Regions from separate parts of the Mus musculus genome. Here region 1 is linked to region 2. A link is a loop called in an ENCODE intact Hi-C map of the cell type or tissue named here. Cell type or tissue: left cerebral cortex. All regions are shown on one strand. Links, peaks and the distances in the headings refer to the core of each region. The heading gives the core; the rest is flanking DNA.

The links. A loop is a pair of places that touch in the nucleus more often than their neighbours do. Peaks named below come from ENCODE experiments on the same cell type or tissue, not always from the same donor. Only the 100,000 strongest peaks of a DNase experiment are listed, where the experiment ranks them.
Region 1: it touches region 2 in a loop (2.7-fold over the local background); 3 of 42 quality-filtered maps call a loop at or near these places.

The regions. Positions count from the first base shown.
Region 1 is chr16:16,594,126-16,604,962 of GRCm38, reverse strand. It overlaps Fgd4 (FYVE, RhoGEF and PH domain containing 4), which reads left to right and starts at 4,985. Exons shown (of 17, transcript NM_001301817.1): 1 at 4,985-5,185. The coding sequence starts at 5,035. In left cerebral cortex, for the core only: a CTCF peak has its summit at 8,189; DNase peaks (open chromatin) are centred at 4,676, 4,944 and 8,134; H3K4me3 peaks cover 1,220 bases.
Region 2 is chr16:16,849,367-16,860,203 of GRCm38, reverse strand. It overlaps the pseudogene Gm5768. Among named protein-coding and RNA genes, the nearest start is that of Igll1, 9.2 kb to the left of the region's middle. In left cerebral cortex, for the core only: a CTCF peak has its summit at 5,142 (motif pointing left); DNase peaks (open chromatin) are centred at 4,439 and 5,139.

The DNA of each region.
Region 1 (10,837 bases), core at 1,469-9,468, 260 kb after region 2:
TGCTGAAAAAGCATTTGACAAAATTCAGCATCTCTTTATGTTAAAAGTCTTGGAAAGATCAGGAATTCAAGGCCCATACCCAAACATAGTAAAAGCAATATACAGCAAACCAGTAGCCAACATCAAGATAAATGGAGATAAACTTGAAGCAATCCCACTAAAATCAGGGACTAGACAAGGCTACCCACTCTCTTCCTACCTATTCAATATAGTACTCAAAGTCCTAGCTACAGCTATTAGACAACAAAAGGAGGTCAAAGGGATAAAAATTGGAAAAGAAGTCAATCTATCACTATTTGCAAATGATATGATAGTATACTTAAGCGACTCCAAAAATTCCATCAGAGAACTCTTAAAGCTGATAAACAACTTCAGCAAAGTGGCTGGATATAAAATTAACTCAAACAAATCAGTAGCCTTCCTCTACTCAAAAGATACTGAGAAAGAAATTAGGGAAATGACACCCTTCACAATCATCACAAATAACAGAAAATACCTCAGTGTGACTCTAACCAAGCAAGTAAAAAATCTGTATGACAAGAACTTCAAGATCTCCCATGCTCATGGATTGGCAGAATTAATATAGTACAAATGGCCAAGTTGTCAAAAGAAATCTACAGATTCAATGCAATCCTCATCAAAATTCCAAATTTTCATAGTTAGAAACAGCAATTTGCAAATTTATTTGGAATAACAAAAAACCCAGGGTAGCGAAAACTATTCTCAGTAATAAAAGAACTTCTTGGGGAATCACCATCCCCAACCTTAAGCTGTATTACAGAACAATTGTGATAAAAACTGCATGTTATTGGTACAGAGACAGGCAGGAAGATCAATGGAATAGAATTGAAGACCCAGAAATAAACCCATACACATATGGTCACTTGATATTTGACAAAGGAGCTAAAATCATTCAGTGGAAAAAAGACAGCATTTTAAACAAATGGTGCTGGTTCAACTGGTGGTCAGCATGTAGAAAAATGCAAATCGATTCATTCTTATCTCCTTGTACAAAGCTCAAGTCCAAGTGGATCAAGGACCTCCACATAAAACCAGGTACACTGAAACTTACAGAGGAGAAAGTGGGAGAAACTTACAGAGAAGAGCCTCAAACACATGGGCATAGGGGGAAAATTCCTGAACAGAACACCAATTGCTTATGCTCTAAGATCAAGAATAAACAAATTGAACCTTATAAAATTGCAAAGCTTCTGTAAGGCAAAGGACACTGTCAATAGGACAAAGAGGCCACCAACAGATTGGGAAAAGATCTTTACAAATCCTACATCCAAAAGAGAGCTAATATACAATATATAAAAAGAACTTAAGAAGTTAGCCTCCAGAGAATCAAATAACCCCATTAAAAATGGGGTACAGAGCTAAACAAATAATTTTCAACTGAGGAATATGGAATGGCTGAGAAGCACCTAAAGAAATGTTCAACATCCTTAGTCATCAGGGAAAGGCAAATCAAAACAACCCTGATATTCTACCTCACTCCAGTCACAATGGCTAAAATAAAAACTCAGGTGACAGCAGATGCTGGGGAGAATGCAGAGAAAGAGGAACACTCCTCCATTGTTGGTGGGATTGCAAGCTGGTACAACCCCTCTGGAAATCAGTCTGGTGGTTCCTCAGAAAATTGGACATAGAACTACCTGAGGACTCAGCAATACTACACCTGGGCATATAATCAGAAGATGCTCCAACATGCAGTAAGGATACATGCTCCACTATGTTCATAGCAGCCTTAATTATAATAGGAACTGGAAAGAACCCAGATGTCCCTCAACAGAGAAATGGATACAAAAAATGTGGTACATTTACACAATGGAGTACTACTCAGCAATTAAAAAAAATGAATTCATGAAATTCTTAGGCAAATGGATGGAACTAGAAAATATCATCCTGAGTGAGGTAACCCAATCACAAAAGAACACACATGATATGCACTCACTGATAAGTGGGTATTAGCCCCAAAGATCCAAATAACCAAGTTTCAATTCACAGACCACATGAAGCTCAAGAAGAAGGAAGACCAAAGTGTGGGTGCTTCTGTCTCCTTTAGAAGGAGTACAAAATACTCACAGGAGCAAATATGGAGATAAAGTATAGAGCAGAGACTGAAGGAAAGGCCATTCAGAGACTGTCTGACCTGGGGATTCATCCCATATACAGTTACCAAATTCAGACACTATTGTGGATGCCAAGAAGTGCTTGCTGATCAGAGCCTGAGGTGTCCATCTCCTGAGAGACCCTGCCAGAGCCTTACAAATACAGAGGTAGATGCTGCTGGCAGTCAACCATTGGACTGAACGTAGGGTCCCTAGTAGAAGAGTTAGAGAAGGGATTGAAGGAGTTGAAGGGGTTTGCAACCCCATAGGAAGAACAACAATATCAACCAACCAGCCCCCCCCCCAGAACTCCCAGGGACTAAGCCATCAACAAAAGGGTACACATGGCTCCAGCTGCATATGTAGCAGACGATGGCCTTGTCATGCATCAGTGGGAGAGGTCCTTGTTCCTATGAGGGCTCAGTAAATACCCCAGTGTAGGGGAATCAAGGGTGGGGAGTTGCAAGTGGGTGGGTGGGTGGGTAGAGGAACACTCACATAGAGGTGTAAGACCCCCTTTCGGGGACCCCCACTCTAGCCTCGGGAGAGAGAGAGAACCCAAAGAAACATGAGAATCCTTTCTTGTTGTAAACACATGAGGCAGTTTAATGACAGAGCTCTGGGTCAAAACGTATCTAACACAGGAGACAGTGGATTCGACCCCAAGGCTCGAAAACTAGGGGGTCTTAATGGGGTAAGGGGCTTAGGGGTGTGGAATTCAGCATAGTGACACACTATTGGCTTATTTAAACATTAACAGAAGAATTACATGTACGTGCAGGGTGTCAGAGTTCTGTGAGTTGTTGACTCAGTTCAGATAGCCTGTTATGTCCTCACATTCCTCTTTATCTTTAAGGTTAAGCTGTTCTCAGGAATGTTTTAGCTACGGGGCATACCCGGGTTTGTTTTTCTTTTTTCTCAGCCCCAGGCAGCCTCTAGGCTCACAAACAACCAGCAATTTCTGAGTACTTTATATGACTTACAGGTCTTGAAATTTCATCTTTCAGAGGCAGGGGGATAGAGGATGGAATAGGGGGGTTTCCTTTCTGGGAGGGGCGGAAACCAGGAAAGGGGATAACACTGAAATGTAAATAAAGAAAATATCCAATAAAAAAAGAAGAAAAAAAGAACTCTAAAGCACATTAGTGCATTATCACTAAATTCCTGAAGGCAGTGTTAGGAATGAGTTGCTATGGTCCATTTTCAGTATGAAGTGTGCTAAAATGTTCCTGAGCTGCAGATAAGCAGGCATCCCCAGGCTCATCTCTCTCCTCTCTAAAGGCTGGAGTCAACTTATCTCACAACTCTGTAGAGTTGGAAAATTACATGTAGTCTGTTATGCAACTAAGTCTAGATGAAAGAAGGAGGGCAATGTGAAGTCCTAAATTATTTTTTAAGTAAGGTACTATATCCTAAATCAATAAGATGGGGATTTGAGAGCAAGTCTGTTCATGAGAGAGAGAGGACAAACTTTTCTTGTATTTAGGGGACTTTAAAAGCTATTGTCGGGCTGGTGAGATGGCTCAGCGGTTAAGAGCACCCGACTGCTCTTCTGAAGGTCCTGAGTTCAAGTCCCAGCAACCATATGGTAGCTCACAACCATCCGTAAGGAGATCTGACTCCCTCTTCTGAAGTGTGTGAAGTGTCTTCTGAAGTGTCTGAAGACAGCTGCAGTGTACTTAGATATAATAAATAAATAAATCTTTAAAAAAAAAAAAAGCTATTGTCTTGAGCCAGGTAACCATGTTAGCTACTTTTGTCTTTTCTCTGTGGTCATGTCCTTTTTCTGCCGTGGAAATGTACATTGGAAACTGCTTCATATTCATAAATCTGTTGACTTTATTACTACATTATCTTTAACAGTGGTCATGATAAACTGGGTCTTGTGCTGTTCTGGAAACCAGTGTTATTCTGTGGATGAAATCTGAAGGGAATCTGTCTGCACCGACTGACTGGCTGGTTAGAACTTCAGTACTGTAGAGAGGTTAGAACGCTGCAAGCCCAGAGGCTAATTAACTTACCTTGGCCTAGCTTTAGCCCAGGGGAACAGTCATTTCTTGTCCACCTCTACTTTAAAACTAACATCCCATGACTAACAGATTAAACTAACCTTTGGAATCTATTGACTGACTTAGATGACTTCTAGCAACCACAAAGCTAAGAATGTCACGAGATAGTATCTCAAGCCTATTCAAAAACCTCCATCTTGCTGGTAACCGCCTCTCTGATATACCTACCAATGGACTTTAAACTTGCCTTGATTTACGACTTTCTTTGTTCTGTGAAACTCTAAGACTGCTTCCGCATTGGAACATGGAATTTGAGGTTGTCTAAATCTGTGTTCCTGGGCCATGGTTACTCAAAAGGGCTGCAGAAGAAACTTTTATTCCCTTTAAGGTGAGAGCTGCGCTTCCTTATTGCTTGAACAGCGCTCCCGGCAAGCTGATTCGCTTCTTCCAAGAGCCGGCGGTGCATCTGGAATTCCGGCTTCTCAGTCATTTTCAAAGCTGGGTTTCCTTACCTAAAGTTTGCAGCGCGGTAGCCTGGGAGACTTTGGCTCTTGAAAGTGTGGTGAGTAACAGCCAGACTGTTCTTCCAGCATCCCAGGGCGTGGTCGGTAAGTAAGCTGATGAGGCGTTTCTGAGGTTCAGGTGAGCCAGGCAGGTGCACTCTGCCTTCCCCTGGGCCAATGGGCGACGCCGGTCCCCCCCAAGCCTCTTCGGCGCTCGGGCGGGACCGCGCTGCACTCTGGCGATTGGCTGTGCAGCGGGGGCGGCCTGGGCCGGCCGCTGCCGGAGAGTCCGACGACGGAGTCGGAGCGCAGGCCCGGGAAGCGAGGCCTGCGCGGGGAGGGAGCGCAGGGAGTCGCGCAACCTGGACGCGCGCGGGGCAAGGCTTGCGGGAGTGACCGCAGGCCACCATGAACAGCGAGAGCGACCATAACTTCAGGCGGGTGGCCATCCGGCGGAAGTCAGGCTCCTACCTGCCGCCCGGGATCCCCCGGCCCTGGAGCAGGCCTTCGCCGCAATTGCGGCGCCTTGACCGTGTCGCGCAACCCAGCCAGGCCGCAGGTAATGCGTGGGTGAGCGGAGCGAGGGCGTGCCGCGTGTTGGGGGGCCGGCGGGGGGCGTGCCGCGCGTGTTGGGGGCGTGACGCCTGTGTTGGGGACTGGCGGAGGGCGTGCCGCGTGTTGGGGGCTTGACGGGGTGTTAGGAGTGGAGTGGGTGTGGGTGTGTGCCTTTGGCTGTTGAGGACCTGGGGGAAAGGGCTGCCTTCTGTTGTGAAAGGGATCCTCACAGGTTAGTTACCCCGCAGGACACTATTCCTAGTTAGTTTGTTCTTTCTCCCAAAGCTTCAAGAATATGGCCAGCTTGTTCTTAAAAAACTAAAGGTGTGCCCTTAGAAAAAGCTTTATTAGGAATTGTACAACCTATTTTTCAATATACTGCTGTTTAAGATTCACCAAATTCCTCTGCTCAGTTGACCTTAGTTCCCTGGCGCTCCCTTCCCGAGGGCAAAAGTCAAACACTCAGATAATGTTTATGTTTTTGAATATTTTGAATCTTAAAAAGAAATCTCACCCTTCTTTACTTTCATTTTGTAATGATTGAGCAAGCAGCTTTGTGTTTTTATCAATATGATCAATGTCGAGACTGGTAAATATGCTGTCTATTCCTTGTCCCGAAGCTATAGAAGGCACATGACAGAAAATCGTGATGGATGGTGTGTTAAGTGTGTGTTCACGTTAGATAAGTCAGGATGTGAGATGATGCATGAACTGGATCACGGAGAGTCCTCTGTAATCATTTCCTGTAGAAGTAAGAAACTGATAAAGTATTCTGGAGATCTCTTCCAGTTCTAGCTGTGATTCACCAAACTGAATGAAAATGTTATTAAGTGAAAATGGTTTGCTTTGTCATCGCATTTTGTCACCCGTTGTTTTCAGCACAGACACTGGTCTGATGCCTCTGTTATGTTACTAGATTTATTTTCAAATGCTTTGAAGAGACGATCAAAATATGAAACATCCTCTTTCAAGAGTCACAGTATAGTCTATAAATTATTTCTGCAAAGCAGCTATGCTTGTAGGAGAAAGGGTTCTGTTTGCTCTTTTATTTATTTGTGCCCTCCCCATTCCCCCACCCCCATACTGGGAGTAGAATTCAGGGCACTTGGGTAAGCAGGCTACTACTCACTATGCCCAGCTATCCTGGTTTTTTGTTTGTTTGTTTGTTTGTTTTTTGGTTTTTTTTCCATCCATTGCTGAAGTCTTCTCCTCCTAATTTTTAAATTTGGTCTTCTCCTCCTAATTTTTATTTTTATTTTTTTAAATATATATTTATTTGAGTATACTATAGCTGTCTTCAGACATACCAAAAGAGGGCATCAGATCCTATTACAGATGGCTGTGAGCCAGCCACCATGTGGTTGCAGGGAATTGAACTCAGGACCTCTGGAAGAGCAGTCAGTGCTCTTAACCACTGAGCCATTCCTCCAGCCCTCCTTCTAATTTTTAAATTCAAAGGGAATCTCTAGCAATTTCAGAAATAGAGTACCACCGGGCAGTGGTGGCGCACACCTTTAATCCTAGTACTTGGGAGGCAGAGGCAGGTGGATTTCTGAGTTTGAGGCCAGCCTGGTCTACAGAGTGAGTTCCAGGACAGCCAGGGCTATACAGAGAAACCCTTTCTCGAAAAACAAAACAAAACAAACCAACAAACAAAAACAAAACAAAAAAAGATTTATTTACAGGGATCCATACCATAATCAACCACCAAACGCAGGCACTATTGCATATGCCAGCAAGATTTTACCAACAGGACCCTGATATAGCTGTCTCTTGTGAGGCTATGCCAGTGCCTGGCAGATACAGAAGTGGATGCTCACAGTCATCTATTGGATGGAACACAGGGCCCCCAATGGAAGAGCTAGAGAAAATACCCAAGGAGCTAAAGGGGCCTGCAACCCTATAGAAGGAACAAAAACATGACCTAACCAGTACCCCCCAGAGCTGTGTCTCTAGTTACATATGTAGCAGAAGATGGCCTAGTCGGCCATCAATGGAAGGAGAGGCCCTTGGTCTTGTAAAGATTATATGCCCCAATATAGGGGAATGTCAGGGCCAGGAAGCAGGAGTGGGTGGGTTGGGGACCAGGGTGGGCAGAGGGTATAAGGGACTTTTGGGATAGCATTTGAATTGTAAATGAAGAAAATATCTAATAGAAATTTGTTTAAATAATAATAAAAAAAGAAATAGAGTACCTATGAACAGTAGAGAAGGCTCAGCAGGTAAATTAGATGCTTGCTTCCAAACGTATGACCTGAGTTCCATCCCTGGTACCTGCATGATGGAAGAAGAGAATCAGTTCTGGTGGGAGGTGCACACATGAGTGCTCCCCCATACAATGAGGAAATGCAGTTTTAAGAGAAGTAAAGAGCTTACAGCAGAGCCTTCTAGTTTTGTTATATTGTATCAGTATTGCCCTTCTAGTTTTGTTATATTGTATCAGTATTGCCCTTCCTGTGAGTCAGCCTTTTCTCGTATTATTGTCAACCTTGGGAAAGAATTACTTGTATCTGAATAGGTGTGGCTGCTCCCTTCACACAATAAAATCTGTAGCAACTGAAGGAAAAGGACCTAGTTTTCTAAAACACCTGTTGAAAGTAAAGAATGTAAGAAAAAAGTGTAGAATGTTTCTTCCTTTGAATCAAATCTGACTTTCCTTATTAAATCTCCCCAAACCATCCATTATTAAATAACTGTTTCCTTCATGGAAAAAATAAGCCAAATTAAATTCTTGGGAAGTGCCAGTTCCTTCGGGGGGAAAAATTTATATGTGGGAGCCGCACAATTGAGATGAATCAGAGTGGACAGTCTTCCAGAGGAATGTTACTTTTCTTAAGGAAGGAAGAAAGTAAAAGAAGAACAAGAACTTGGTGGAAACTCTTGTGGTTCCAGGATTTGGAAGACTGAGCAATGAAGGTTGCTGTGAAGGCCAGCATAGGCTGAGGCTCTGCCTCAAAACCAAGCAAGCAGTGACAACAAAATCAAAACAACACCACCAAGTGGACAAAAAGAGAACTCAGCTGTCACTGTTTAGCCACTGTTCTGTGGCTATGAAACTCTCTTTTAAACAGTACTCTTATTGTGTGTCAAAAATAATAAAAACAAAGTCTACAGACTGCATCTCTGCTTTTGACTAGATGTTAAGTATTCACATGAGGGAGGTGAAGTTTAAAATGTTGAAGACAGAAGTTTGGGAGTCATGTAGCACTCGTGAATCCGGTTCCATCACTAGCTATGAGATTCCCCTGCACAGTGGAAGTGGTGATACTCAATAGGACTGGGATGGTGAAAGTAAGGTTACACACATCAGTTGTCAGGAGCCATTTATTCATTCCTGTGTCTCCCCAAATCTGCCACTAAGAAATTCTTTAGTATCACTTGAACGAACAAATGACTATTCTCCCCCTACATGCTACAGTAGCTATTATCATAGAATGTCTTTTTTTTTTAAAAGAAATTTGTTGTGATACACATAAATATAGATGTACATAAATTTATTTCACAAAAATCATACTAGTAAGAGGATTGATGTACAAAGAGAGTCATTAAGTTGATTGGAGAAATTAACTGGTGATTTGGGGCCAGGATTCAAACCTGAAGGTGTCTAGCTTGAGGATGTTTACTATCCCCTTAGGCAGTGTTTTCAAGACTCCTAAGGAAGTGCTTGAGAGCACTCAGAATTAAGAGTAAGAGACTCAGGTAGTCCTTTGTCTTGGAAGGAGTATTTTGACAATTGTGGACCCACTGTTTAATTTTTAAAAGAATTTTATTTTATGTGTATTTGTGTTTTGCCTGCATGTTGATCTATGCACCATGTGCATGCCTGGTGCCCAAGGCGGCAGGAAGGCATTAGATCACCAAGTACTGGAGTCACGGACTGTTGTGAGCCACCGTGTGGGTGCTAAGAATTGACCCTCTAGTGCTCTGGAAGACCAGAGCACTTAACTGCTGAGCCATCTCTCCAGCCTCTGAATTAATGTTTTAAGATTTAGAAGACAGCCAAGCATGGTTACCTGTACCTGTAATTCTAGCATATGGACGCTGAGGCAAGAAGGTTATCATACTTTCAAAGCCCACAAGTGAGTTATTAGCTGCAGGTCAGTCTGGTCTGAAGACTGAGATTCTGTCTCAGACCAGCTCAAGAAGCCATTTGGTTACTCATGCTCTCAAGATCGATTTCTTCATGGGGAAAATTGGTCGTTGCAGAACAGTTTCTTCCCATGGATTCTAATTCGCAGCAGGAACTCAGATGACGTCTTCTCTACAGGCTTCTGGGTTGGTAGGAGGCATTCATTCACACACACCTGAAGTATTCACACCTCATACTTAAAGACATTGCTATGTTACACACAGAGGTGGACAGTGGAGGATGCTTATTGAGGGGTTAAAGACAGCCCAGGATAATTTGATTTATACATTCTAAAGAATACAGACAGTGTAAGATGAAAATGTTTTTGTTGACAGGTGAGATTTTTATCCTGTTTATATTGTAATTATTGAGTATTTATACTTTTACCATCTTATTTGGGGCTTTATCCAGCCTTTTTGTAGGCTTTCCTTTTTCCTCCTGTGGAGTGGAACATATGGAGGGCTTGGGATTGAGGCCATTGTTCCTACTCAGTGTTGTTTCTGCTAACTCAGTAGCTTATTTCTTTTCCTACCCCATTATCTCATGAAGTGCCTGCAGTGAGAACAACAGTCTGTAGAAAACGGAAGTTTGCAGGGGGAAAAAGTCTCTTGTATAGAGTTCAGCCCATGGTCGAGAGTCTACAAAGTTGATTGACTAATGAGAGTTGTAGTGTTTAGGGCCTTACGTCTAAAGAGGCTTTCCCATTGAGGGACATTGCATGAAGTGGGTAGAAAGGAGCATTGTATTCTGGAAAGCCTTTAATAACATAGTCTACATTTCTCAGCTGTCTCTCCATCTTGTTTTCTTCCCAGAAATGTGTTCTACTGGATTTAGCACTCATAGTCCAGACTGTAATTCCAGAGGTGGAAGTATGTATGGAGGCCCAGTTCAAGAAGTTTTAGAGAGAACAGTGTTTCTGTTGGTAGTGTGTGCCATTTTGGCAAAGAAAAGAATCTGTCTGTTTTTTGCCCTTGTCCTAAGAATTTACCCAAGGCTGAATTAAAAAGTAAGGGGTATCCAAAAACAAAACAAAACAAAACAAAACAAAACAAAACAACAAAAGAGCAGGGTGTGGTGGCTCACACCTTTAACCCCAGCACTTGGGAGGCAAAGGCAGGTGAATTTCTGAGTTCCAGGCCAGCCTGGTCTACAGAGTGAGTTCCAGGACAGCCAGGGCTATACAGAGAAACCTTGTCTCGAAAAGCCAAAACCAAAAAAAAAAAAAAAAAAAAAAAAAAAAAAGTAAGGGACAGGATTTTGGCAGAGAAAAAATTTAAGACTGTAAATAATGTTGAGCCTATAAAATGCTTATGCAGTTCTATAGAGCTCTTATGCAGCTCTACAGAGAAGAGCAAATGGGACTAAAAGAAATACAAAATATACAGTTTGGAGAAAAAAAAGAATGTTAAGAAGATTAATGCCTGTGGTGGTTTGAATATGTCCCAGGGAGTGGCACCATTAGAAGGTGTGGTCTTGTTGGAGTAGGTGTGGTCTTGTTGGAGGAAGTGTGCCACTGTGGGGGAGGGC
Region 2 (10,837 bases), core at 359-8,358:
AACAAGGATGACCTTTTTTACAGTGGGGTGCAGCTGAGTGCCCCGAGATGGCAGTTTCTTGGGTTGGTGAATAGTCACTCACTGTTGGAGATTGGTTCTAATGCTTTGATTCAGTCAGGAATCTGCATGTCCAAATTCTTTTTTTTTTCTTTTTCTTTTTTGTTTTTTTTCGAGACAGGGTTTCTCTGTATAGCCCTGGCTGTTCTGGAACTCACTTAGTAGACCAGGCTGGCCTCGAACTTAGAAATCCTTCCAGGTGCTGGGATGAAAGGTGTGCACCACCACCGTCCGGCTGCATGTCCAAATTCTAAAGGTCCTTGTCCCTAATTGGTTTGGGGTCCTGGTCCCCAAACGGCCAATGGCTGGGCATGGGGCAGGACCCTAGAATTGCTCAGGCTAGGACACAGGAGAGAGAAGGGAGATCGCCATAAAGTGGTCGGATACAATGGACACAGAAGCTGCAGGAGAGAAAGCCAACCAGCCACGTGAGAATTCAGATGAGTAGCCACTGGCCACTTCCCTGACTAGGCCTGGGGTAGCAGGGGAAGGTTTAGGAGTTCTCAGCCTTTGAGGTAGCCAAGGCATTTTAAAATTAACGTGTGTGTGTGTGTGTGTGTGTGTGTGTGTGTGTGTGTCTGGAAGTGTGAGATCCAGAAATCCAGATCCACCGGGAGCACAAAACGGTGTGGTTAAAAATTCCCGCCACAGCTCACAAGTGTGCTCATCACGATTTCAGTCCATGTGCTACTACGTCTCTCTTCCTCCAGCACAGCCCTTCCCTCATGTCCATCTTCCTTTCAGGATGGACCTTGAGCCTCCCGAAATAAGGCTTTCTATTTCTATTCTAGGCTGAGGGCTCAAGGCTTAGAAACAGTAGGAAGTGGCTCAAGTTGCGTTCCAGTCAGGAGCAGAGCTTAGAATTGAACATAACCCAAGACCTAACCTTTAATGGAGCCTGTCTTTCCTGCTCGCTGCTGGTCCTATGTGTTGCAGCTTGGTTTATCTTTGCCCCCTTTCCTCACTATCCTCAGCTCTGATTAATTTTAGTCTGGAGGTTACTGGGGTGGCCAGCAGCGGTGTGACTTTTCCTGGTGAGATGTGAACAGATGTCTGTTCATCTCAGCTGGGGAACTGCTTAGAGACTACAGTTACAATTCCACTGAAGTCCAACGTGGCAAATGAATGAGATTATTTGTTTTACTTATAAGAATATGTGTGACTCAGAGGTAGCTGCATCACTGAAAAGCCTTCCCATCATGAGTGGCAGTCTCATCAAAGCTGAACCCTGGAGTTCCTTTTGAGATTCCCAGGCACCTTGGCTGGCTGGAAAGTCTCACCCCAGCAATCATTACAGCTTATAAAATCATGGGAAAATTTCAGAACTTCTAGCGACTTTTTTAATGCATTTGTTTACTTCCTGAGTTTTGTAAGTTTCTTTTACTTCCTGGCTTATTTTTATTTCATGTGTGTCTTGTCCACATGTGTGAAATGTGCACCATATATGTAGGCCTAATGCTCCAGGAGACCAGAAGGGGCAGTTTGCCTCGAACTGGAGTCACAGATGGTTGTGTGCTCAGAACTGAGCTGTGGTTCTCTGCAAGAGCAAAACTTGCTCTTAAACATTGAACCTTCTCTCCAGCCCCTACTTTCCAAGTCTGAAGAGGTCTCCCTCTAGTATGCATTGTTTCAGTTTAGAGGAAATTGCTACACATTTGTTACAAGCAGGCGGGCTGATACTGGAAGAAGTGACAGGTTCCAACTCCTCTCCTTTTGTTACTGTGGTTATTCACATTCTGCAGCATCTCAAGGCAGACTGTCTCTCTAGGCTTTGTTGGCCAGCTCCTGCATCCACAAGTTTTGTGCTTTTTAAGATGGCTGAACTCTGAGGTCCCTCACCAACTCTTCCTTTGGCTCCTTTAGCAGGTGTTTCCTGCCGTCTGCCTTCCACAGCTTGGTTTCCCAGGTGGTGACACAACAGATCCATGCATGCTCTTGAATTCTGTCTTAGGGCTTCTATGGACGTGATAAAAACAAAACAAAACAAAACAAAAACCAAAAACCAACCAACCAAACAAAAAAAACCCCCAAAAAACCCAACTATGACCAAACACAACTTTTGAAGGACAGTTTCAGCTTACAGTTTGTAGTCTATTATCTAGGAAGTCAGAACAGCAGCTGGAGGCAGGAGCTAATGCAGAGGCCAAGGCTGCTTCTTGCTTCTCATGTCTTGCTCAGCATAATTTATATAACACCCAGGACCACCAGGAGTGGTATATCCACCTGGGCCATTCCATATCAATCATCAATCAAGAAAATGCAGTATAGACTTGCCCACAGGCCAATCTGGTGGGAGCATTTTTTTCTTAGTTGAGGTTCCCCATTCCAAATGACTCTAGCTTGTGTCAAATTGTCATTAACCTAGCAAGCACAATTGACCCTTTGTCAACTTCACTCACAAATAATTCAGCATAACCTTTGCTTTCTTGTTGTTCCTAAGGTTTCATATCAATATCAACATCACAATATACAATATTCTAATTTTAAGGGTCTCACAGTCCCTAAAAATTTCAATACTTTAAAAGTTCAGTCTCTTACAATATCCAGTCTCTCTGAAACTCCAAATATCTGTAAAATTCCAAAGCTTCTTAACTATGGGCTCCTGTAAAATACGAAATAGTTAAATATTTTCATATTCCAAGAGGGAAGGACCAGGCAGCATCACAATCAGATCAAGGCAAAATCAAAGTCAAACAGGGTAAAGGTTCATGTTGTAAAGCTCGATGTTGTAAAGCTCGACGTCAGGCCTTTGGGACTTCTTAGTTCCCAAGGGCTGGCCAAGCATATGCATCACCCATCAGAGGCTCAGGCCAGCTCTATACCACAGAGTTGCTGCTGTTCCTGGTGGTTATCCCATGATATTGTCATCTCTAACATTCTGCAGGCTCCTGTTGCAATCGAGTTGCACTTTCACCAACAGTCTCCTGGGCCATCTGCAGGGACTCTGGTCCTGCTATATGTTGTCAAGTGTCAACTTCTCTCTAAGACCCTTTCAGTTCGAATGCTCCTACTTCAACCTAGGCTACACGTTTACCAGCAAGCTCTTCATGGTGCCAAGACTCGGCAGCTCTCCATGACTCTTTATGCCTTCACAACCAGTATTACCTGGGAAACTTACACATTACTGTCGGCCTGAGTCTGCTCAGCTGCAGGGCACGGCTGCTTGGGGAGGAGGAACTTGGGGAGTTTGACTGAGATTACCCTGTGCTGCCTTCCGGGTGAGTTCACGAGCTGTAGGGAAGTGCTCCTGGGATAGGAAAGCACAGTCTGAGATGAGGGAAAGTCGGACCTGATTTAGGGGTCCTTGGGTCTGTGACATTGCCAGGGCCATGGGGTTCTTAGACTCTTGGACATCTAGGCGCCACTGGAAGTCACAGAAGAGCAGAGAACAGAGTCAGGGGCCACATGGCCTGGGGACAGCATCTAGCTGGGGCTGGGGAGGGGGTGGGGAGGAAGGAGAGCTCTGGCTTGTCTCATGGGGTGAGTGTCCTTTGCTTAACAGAGGCAGGTTTGGTGGCAGTTGTGGCTGGGAGTGCAGAGAGGCCTTCTACAGGATGTGGCTCTGTAGACAAAGACCTTCTCCAGGTTCCTCATGGTGAATCTTGATGAAAGAGACAGTCGATGATGGAAAATTGATGCATAAAACCACTTCTCAGGGTGGGCCTGAGATTAAATTCCTTTTGCAGGGAGGAATGTCTAGGAAGAGAAGCTTATGGGCTTAAGCCCTCCCGGCCTAGGTTCCTCATTAGCATGGAGAACTCTGTTTTGAGCCTATGTGACCATAGGCCACGTTTCTTTTATGTGAGAGAAGCATGGCATGTGTTCCAAGTCAGGAGTCTGGCAGGGAGCTGGGAGTCACCTAAGCCTCAGGTGTGTGCCCACGAGTCTCTTCCTCTTGACCTGCTTTACCTTAACAAACTTCCTGGCATGTGTTTTTTTTTTTTTTTTTTTTTTTTTTTTTTTTTTTTTTTTTGAGACAGGGTTTCTCTGTATAGCCCTGGCTGTCCTGGAACTTACTCTGTAGACCAGGCTGGCCTCGAACTCAGAAATCCGCCTGCCTCTGCCTCCCGAGTGCGCCACCACGCCCGGCTCCTGGCATGGTTTTAATCCCACACATTACCAGGTTTGTTTGCCAGCACGAGGTCCAGGCTTGGACCTGTTTGCACTATAGGTTTGTGTGCTGACCCCGAGGAAACACTTCCCAGAAGGTTCTGCTTCCTTAATGCTGGTTTCTTCTTAACCTTAGTTTATTTGCAGCCTTAACTGACCAGTCTTAATTTACCCAGTCAAGCAAGTTTTCACACTCTAAGACTTGGTGCCAATTTCTGTCCTAGTTATGGGTTCAATTGTGATAAAACATGACTAACATGAGCTTGAGGGAGGAGAGCTTATTTTAGCTTACAGCTTGTATTCCACCATCCAGGGAAAGTCAGTGTGGGAACTCAAGATAGGAACTAATGCAGAGGCTGTGGGGGAACATTGCTTACAGGCTTGTGCCTCTCTCTTACTCAACTTGCTTTCTTATACACCCTGGACCCATTGGTCCAGGGCAGGAGCGGGACCACCCACAATTGTCTGGGCTCTTCCATACCAATCAGCAATCAAGAAAGTGCACCACAGGCTTGCCCACAGGTGGGGGAATCTTCTTGGTTGAGGTTTACTTTTCTCAAATGACTTCAGCTTGACATAAAGTTGACATAAAACTATCCAGCACAGATTCAGTCAGAGAAAAGATGTGTATTGCATCTTCAGTGGAGTATGAGGCAGTGATTGTTAATTTGGATCTGAAATGAATCTGAAGCTTGGTATTGTGCATAGAAGACTCGGGATGTTCTAAAGGGAGTTAGGAAATATTCCACACTTCTGGAAGTCCGTCAAAACTCTGCAAGTAAACAACTCAATAGCTTAAGGAGCTCTCTGAAACCATCCAGACTCTCATGGCTTCTCCATTGGTTATTTCTGGTCTGCACAGGTGGGAGAGACGTGCTGAAGCTCCTCATGTAAGCTCCTGTATTTGGTTTTTACTTTGTGTGTGTGATATTACTTTATTCTGTAACGTTTTGAGCTTTGGGGCATATCCTATATCGCCCCCTGCTGGCACCTACTCTCCAAAAGCTCTGTAGGGCTATGAAACAATGTGCTCACCCTGGAAACATCTGCTATTGTCCTAGGAGGTCACCAGCTTCGGAGTGTCTTCACGGTTTACTCCTGCACCATAAGTGGAAGCACATGCAGCATCGGATTGGAGAGTGGAAGGAAAAGGTGGAGCTGAAAGTTAGAGAGGGGACACACACACACACACAAAGAGAGAGAGAGAGAGGGAGAGAGAGAGAGAGAGAGAGAGAGAGAGGAAGAGAGATGATGGAGGACTGAGAGAAGATGGAGGAAAAGGAAGATGAAACAGAACCATGTGGCCTGGATGAGCCACAAGTAGCTAGGGATTTCATAGATGGAAAAAAGTAATGTAAGATACATTTGCTTGATCTAGGTGTGCAGTTTGAATTTATACCAGTTATATTATGTGTTCTTTGCATGGGCATTTTGGGGTTGGAGAATTACTGTTATAAATCTGGATGGTATAGTAAAAGTCTGTGGTGTTATCATTTTATAGGGCTAAGGGAATCTGAGCTAGCAATAGCAGGCTTTCTGCAGGCTTGCCACAGTGGGTAGATGACCTGGGAAGTGTGAACAGCCTGGCAGCAAACTAGCTGTGGGAACTGGGAACCATGGGAGCAGGTGAGACTGCAGTTGCCAGTGCCTAGCCAGCCACATCGTGAACTGTTTGATTTATAACTGCACACTATAGATGGTGCCAAACATGAGGCCTGAACCCATGACTCTGAGATTAAGAGTCTCATGCTCTACCAACTAAGCTAGCTGGGCTTTTTTTTTTTTAAATCACACCTGAGTGGCTTGTTTAATTGAGGAGGGACATAGGTGAGAACAAATAAAGACAGCTGGGACCCTCAGTAGGGAAGAATACCCCTCCCTCCCCGTATGCACCCACTGACCTTAAATAAAAAATAACCAACTATAAGAGAGCAGCTGAGACAGTGATGGGGAGGCTGGGAGTGGTCAGGGAAGGACACTTGGAATTGAGGGCAGCAGTGAACCATGTGTGTGTTGGGAGGGCCCGAGGTCGTGCTGGACGAGTCTGTCTTCCTTGTAGACATGTATAAATACAAAGATAAACCTTTCTTCTCCCCTCTCTACCCAGTGCTGCTCACCACCGTCCCAGCTTGCCTTTCCTTATCAGTGCAGGGAAGAGTGGAAAAGCAAGTTATTACCAAATTCCAATCAGACCCATGTCCATCAGCTTCTGGATCTTCTGTGCTATTACAGGATTCTTTAAGTATTTGCTCAGAACCTGGGATCCTTCTGCATCTACTTCAGGATGAGCCTCATGTCTGGGTCACTCATTATCTGCTGCACATCAGGGTCAGCCATGGCCAGACTCTTCACATCCTCAGGGCTATCATGTCCGTTGTACTGTGCCATCATACAGTGTTGGTAACCACCTGCTGCTTCCTTACAGCTGGAGTCCAGGTCTAATGCCGTTTGGTACACACCTATGGCTTCTGAATAGTCCTTTATGCTTTCCCTATATAACCCTTGATGAAGGTTGCACTCTTCACAGTCCTTGAGTCCAACTGAAACTCCAGGAGCTCAGTTGCTGTACAGTTTGGCATCTCCTGGGTTCCTTTTAATGGCTTCTGTATAGTGCCTCATGGCCTTCCACCCCTTCTGGAAGCATTCACTGCCCTTGTTCTTCTCCTCCAAAGCCAAGCCAGGGTTGATATAAGTCAGTCGCTCTTGTTCCTTCAGAATTTTCTCTGCCTGCTGGCACTTCTTGAGCACGTCTGGGGTTCGGTGCTCTGCCAGAGACTTGTAGAAATGGATAGCATCCTTGTACCTTTCCTCTTTGAAATAGGAATTGCCAATTCAGGCATAAGCTTTGGCCATCTGTCTGTAGTCCTCTTGGATCTCTCTGCCCACATCAAAGGCCTTCTCACAGAGCTCCCAGCATTTGTTGTAGTCGCCCTTCTCAAAGTGCACAGCAGCTTGATTAGTTATGTAAGTCATACTGGTAGGGTCAGGTCCATTTCCTTGGCCCTGTCATAATGCTTCAGGGCCTTGTCAACATCTTTCTTCTTATAGGCATCATTTCTCAACTCCTTTTATTTCAGTGCCTGTTTCTTATTCTCTGGAAGATCTTCTTCCATAGGTTCTGACTTGGCCTCCTTTTTGGGAGGAGGTGGGGTGAGGGTGTTGCTACTTTTTCATCCATACTGCCCAGATCAACCCCAAGAAGGACACTGCAAGTAGTGACCAGGAATCCTGTAGTTTCGTGCCCAGGTCTGAAGGCTTGTTCTGTAGCTGCTCTCTGAGTTCCCTGTAGGTGGAGTTACTGAGCAGCCTTCTTGTCCTGGGATCATTCTCCAACTTCTGGCACAGATTATGCAAGTTGAAAGGATTCGTGAATTTCCTCTCTGCCAACCTGGCCTCCATAAGCCCTCCTTAAGCTAGGGATTATTTGCTTCATGTTTTAAATCTTCTTCATAGGTTCATTTGACTTCTTCAAACTGGTTTAGGACCTCAGGGGCTGCTGCTTTTCTTGAATAATCCTTGCTCCAGTCAGGCTTCAGGTCTTGCAGCATCCTCATAGGCCTCTGGTAGTCTTCTTTCATGGTGTAGGCAGCAGAGCGATTGCTATAGAGCACATGGTTCTGGGGATCTAGTTTAATTGCCTCAGAGCAGCACTGTAAGGCATCACCAATGTTCCCAGCATTCAGGGTCTTATTGTCCTTCTTTAGCTCATTCACCTGCTTCATAGCCTGGTCCAGAACCAAAAAAAAAAAAAAAAAAAAAAAAAAAATTGCCATTAATTTACTTTAAAATTTATTTTAAAATTCTTTTTAGTTCACATATTATATTATATAGTGAGGTTTTATTACACATGTATATATTGCAGATTTTTAATTAGCTTAATCAAGACACTCATAAACTCACTTATTTCCTTTTGAATCCCCCTCACCAATAGTTACTTCCTACTACCTAGTTTTCTATTTTAAATAGAAATACACACATCTAAAGTTTAAAAGCTCATATCCACATGTAAGAAAGAAAAGCATGCAATGTTTGTCTCTTGAAGTCTGGTTTATCTCACTCTGGAGGATTGTTTATAGCTCCATCTAGACACTTGAAAATTTCATTTTTTAAACAGCTGAATAATATTTTATTATGAAACCATACACCATTTTTATTATGCATTCGTCAGCTGATGGACATTTGGCATTTTCTAGTTTCTGGCTTGTTGGAGACCATACCATGAGAAAGTAGGCCTTTCACAGCTTCCCATCCTAATAAGCCAAATGGCCTTGTGCTAAGGAGCCAGTCATCACCTCCTCCCCCCTATCCCTTCCTGGCACCAGAGACCCTAAAAGCTGAATTATAGTCCCCTCTTCCTAATCTCTTCCTGACTCCCAAGACTTCTAAGCACACAAGTTATGTGCTGAGCCCAGCCTGACACCCAAGGCTGTTAAGGAGGAATCTACATTCCGGAGATAAGACTCAGAGTGCCTCCTGCTTGCAGTCTGAATTCGGCCTTCATGTCCCCATATGCCCACATCTTTGTTCTTTGTTAATTCCCCCTCAACTCCTCCCTATTCCCCTTGCTGTGTGCTTATAACCTGGTGTTTCAGTCTAATAAACCAAGACCTTGACAGGAATCCTCCTTGGTCTCTGCTTCTCTTTCTCACTCATTTCTCTTCAGGTTTGTGGTCCCCCTTGCACCCACGAATAACTGGGTCCTGCTGGATGGGACACTGGCTGTTAGGGACAGAGCAGCAATGGATATGGTGAGCAAGTGTCTCTGCAGTTGGATGTAGAGTCCTGTGGGCATTTGCCCAAGAGTGATATAGCTGGATTTTGTGGTAGATCTATTTCAGATTTTTAAGGAGCACTGATTTGCCTGGCACCCTAGTTTCCACAGGGCCTGTATCAGTTCACTGTCCTAACAACAGTGAAAATGCAACTCCCTCTCCCCACATTCAAACCAGCCTGAGTGATCATTTGTTGCTTTTTCTTGGCCATTCTTACTGGTGTAAGATAAAATTTCAAAGTAGTTTTGATTTGCATTTCTCTGACGACTAAAGATGTGGAACATTTTAAAAGTGTTTTCTAGACATTTGTTTCACCTTTGGAAAGCTCTCTGGTTAATTCTACACCCCATTTTAAAGTTGTTATTTATTTTCCTGACATTGATTGCTTTGTATTTTCTAGTCACCAACTCTCTATCAGATGTATAATTGGCAAAAATTCTTTTCCATTTGGTAGACCATGGCTTTACACAAATGATGGTGTCCTTAGCTGCACAGAGGTTTTTGGCCTCCTGGGTTTCCATTTATTGTTGTCTGGTGCCTTTGCCAGTGCTGTTCTGCTCAGCAAGCCCCCTCCAGTGCAGGACTTTAACACTGTTCCCTAACTCTCTTCTATCGGATTCAGGCTATCAGATTCTTACATCAAGCTTGTTGATCTATTTGGAGCTGAGTTTGTATAGGATGATAAATATGGCTCTATTTTCATTCTTCTATATATCCAGTCAGGGTAAAGGGATGGAAAAAGATATTCCAAGTAAATGGACCTAAGAAGCAAGCAGGTGTTTCAATATCTGACAAAATAGACTTCAACTCTAAACTAATCAGGAGAAATAGAGAAAGACACTATGTATTCATCAAAGGAAAAATCCACCAAGAGAATATTGCAATTCTAAACATTTATGTACCAAACACAAAGGATCCCAAGTTATAAAAGAAACATTACTACAGCTTAAATCACATATTGACCCTCACACAATAATGTGGATGACTTCAATACCCTATTTTTCACCAAGACAGGTCTCCAAACAAAAACTAAACAGACAAATGCTGGAATTAGATAACATCATAAATCATAGTGATCCAGTGGACACTCACAGAATGATTCACCCATATACTGAAGACTATACTTTCTTCTCTGCAGCCCATGGAACTTTCTCCAAATTTCACCACATTCTTGGACACAAAGCAATTATAACAGATATAAGAAAATTAGTAGTGTTAAGGCCAAGGCTCATGCTGAAAGAGATTAAAAGATTAAAGAAAGGCCTGATCCATAGATTTGGGCCAGCATGTCCTCGAGCTAGAGAACTGGACATTTGTCTTCAGGTTGGAACATTTGTGGTGTTGACCAGTCAGGAGTGAATTAAAAATGGGTGATGTTGGGCTGGTGAGATGGCTCAGTGGGTAAGAGCACCCGACTGCTCTTCCGAAGGTCTGAAGTTCAAATCCCAGCAACCACATGGTGGCTCACAACCATCCGTAACGAGATCTGATGCCCTCTTCTGGAGTGTCTGAAGACAGCTACAGTGTACTTACATATAATAAATAAATAAATAAAACAAAAAAAAAAATGGGTGATGTTGAAAAAGGCAAGATGATTTTTGTTCAGAAGTATACCCGGTGCCACACTGTGGAAAATGGAGGCAAGCATAAGATTTGATCAAATCTCTATGGTCTGTTTGGGTGGAAGATAGGTCAGGCTGCTGGATTCTCTTATACAGAACAAGAACAAAGGCATCACCTGGGGAGAGGACACCTTGATGGAGTATTTGGAGGATCCCAAAAAGTACATCCCTGGAACAAAAATGATTCACTTTCTAAGAAGAAGGGAGAAAGGGGTTGGAGAGATGGCTCAGTGATTAAGAGCACTGTCTGCTCTTCAGGAGGTCCTGAGCTCAATT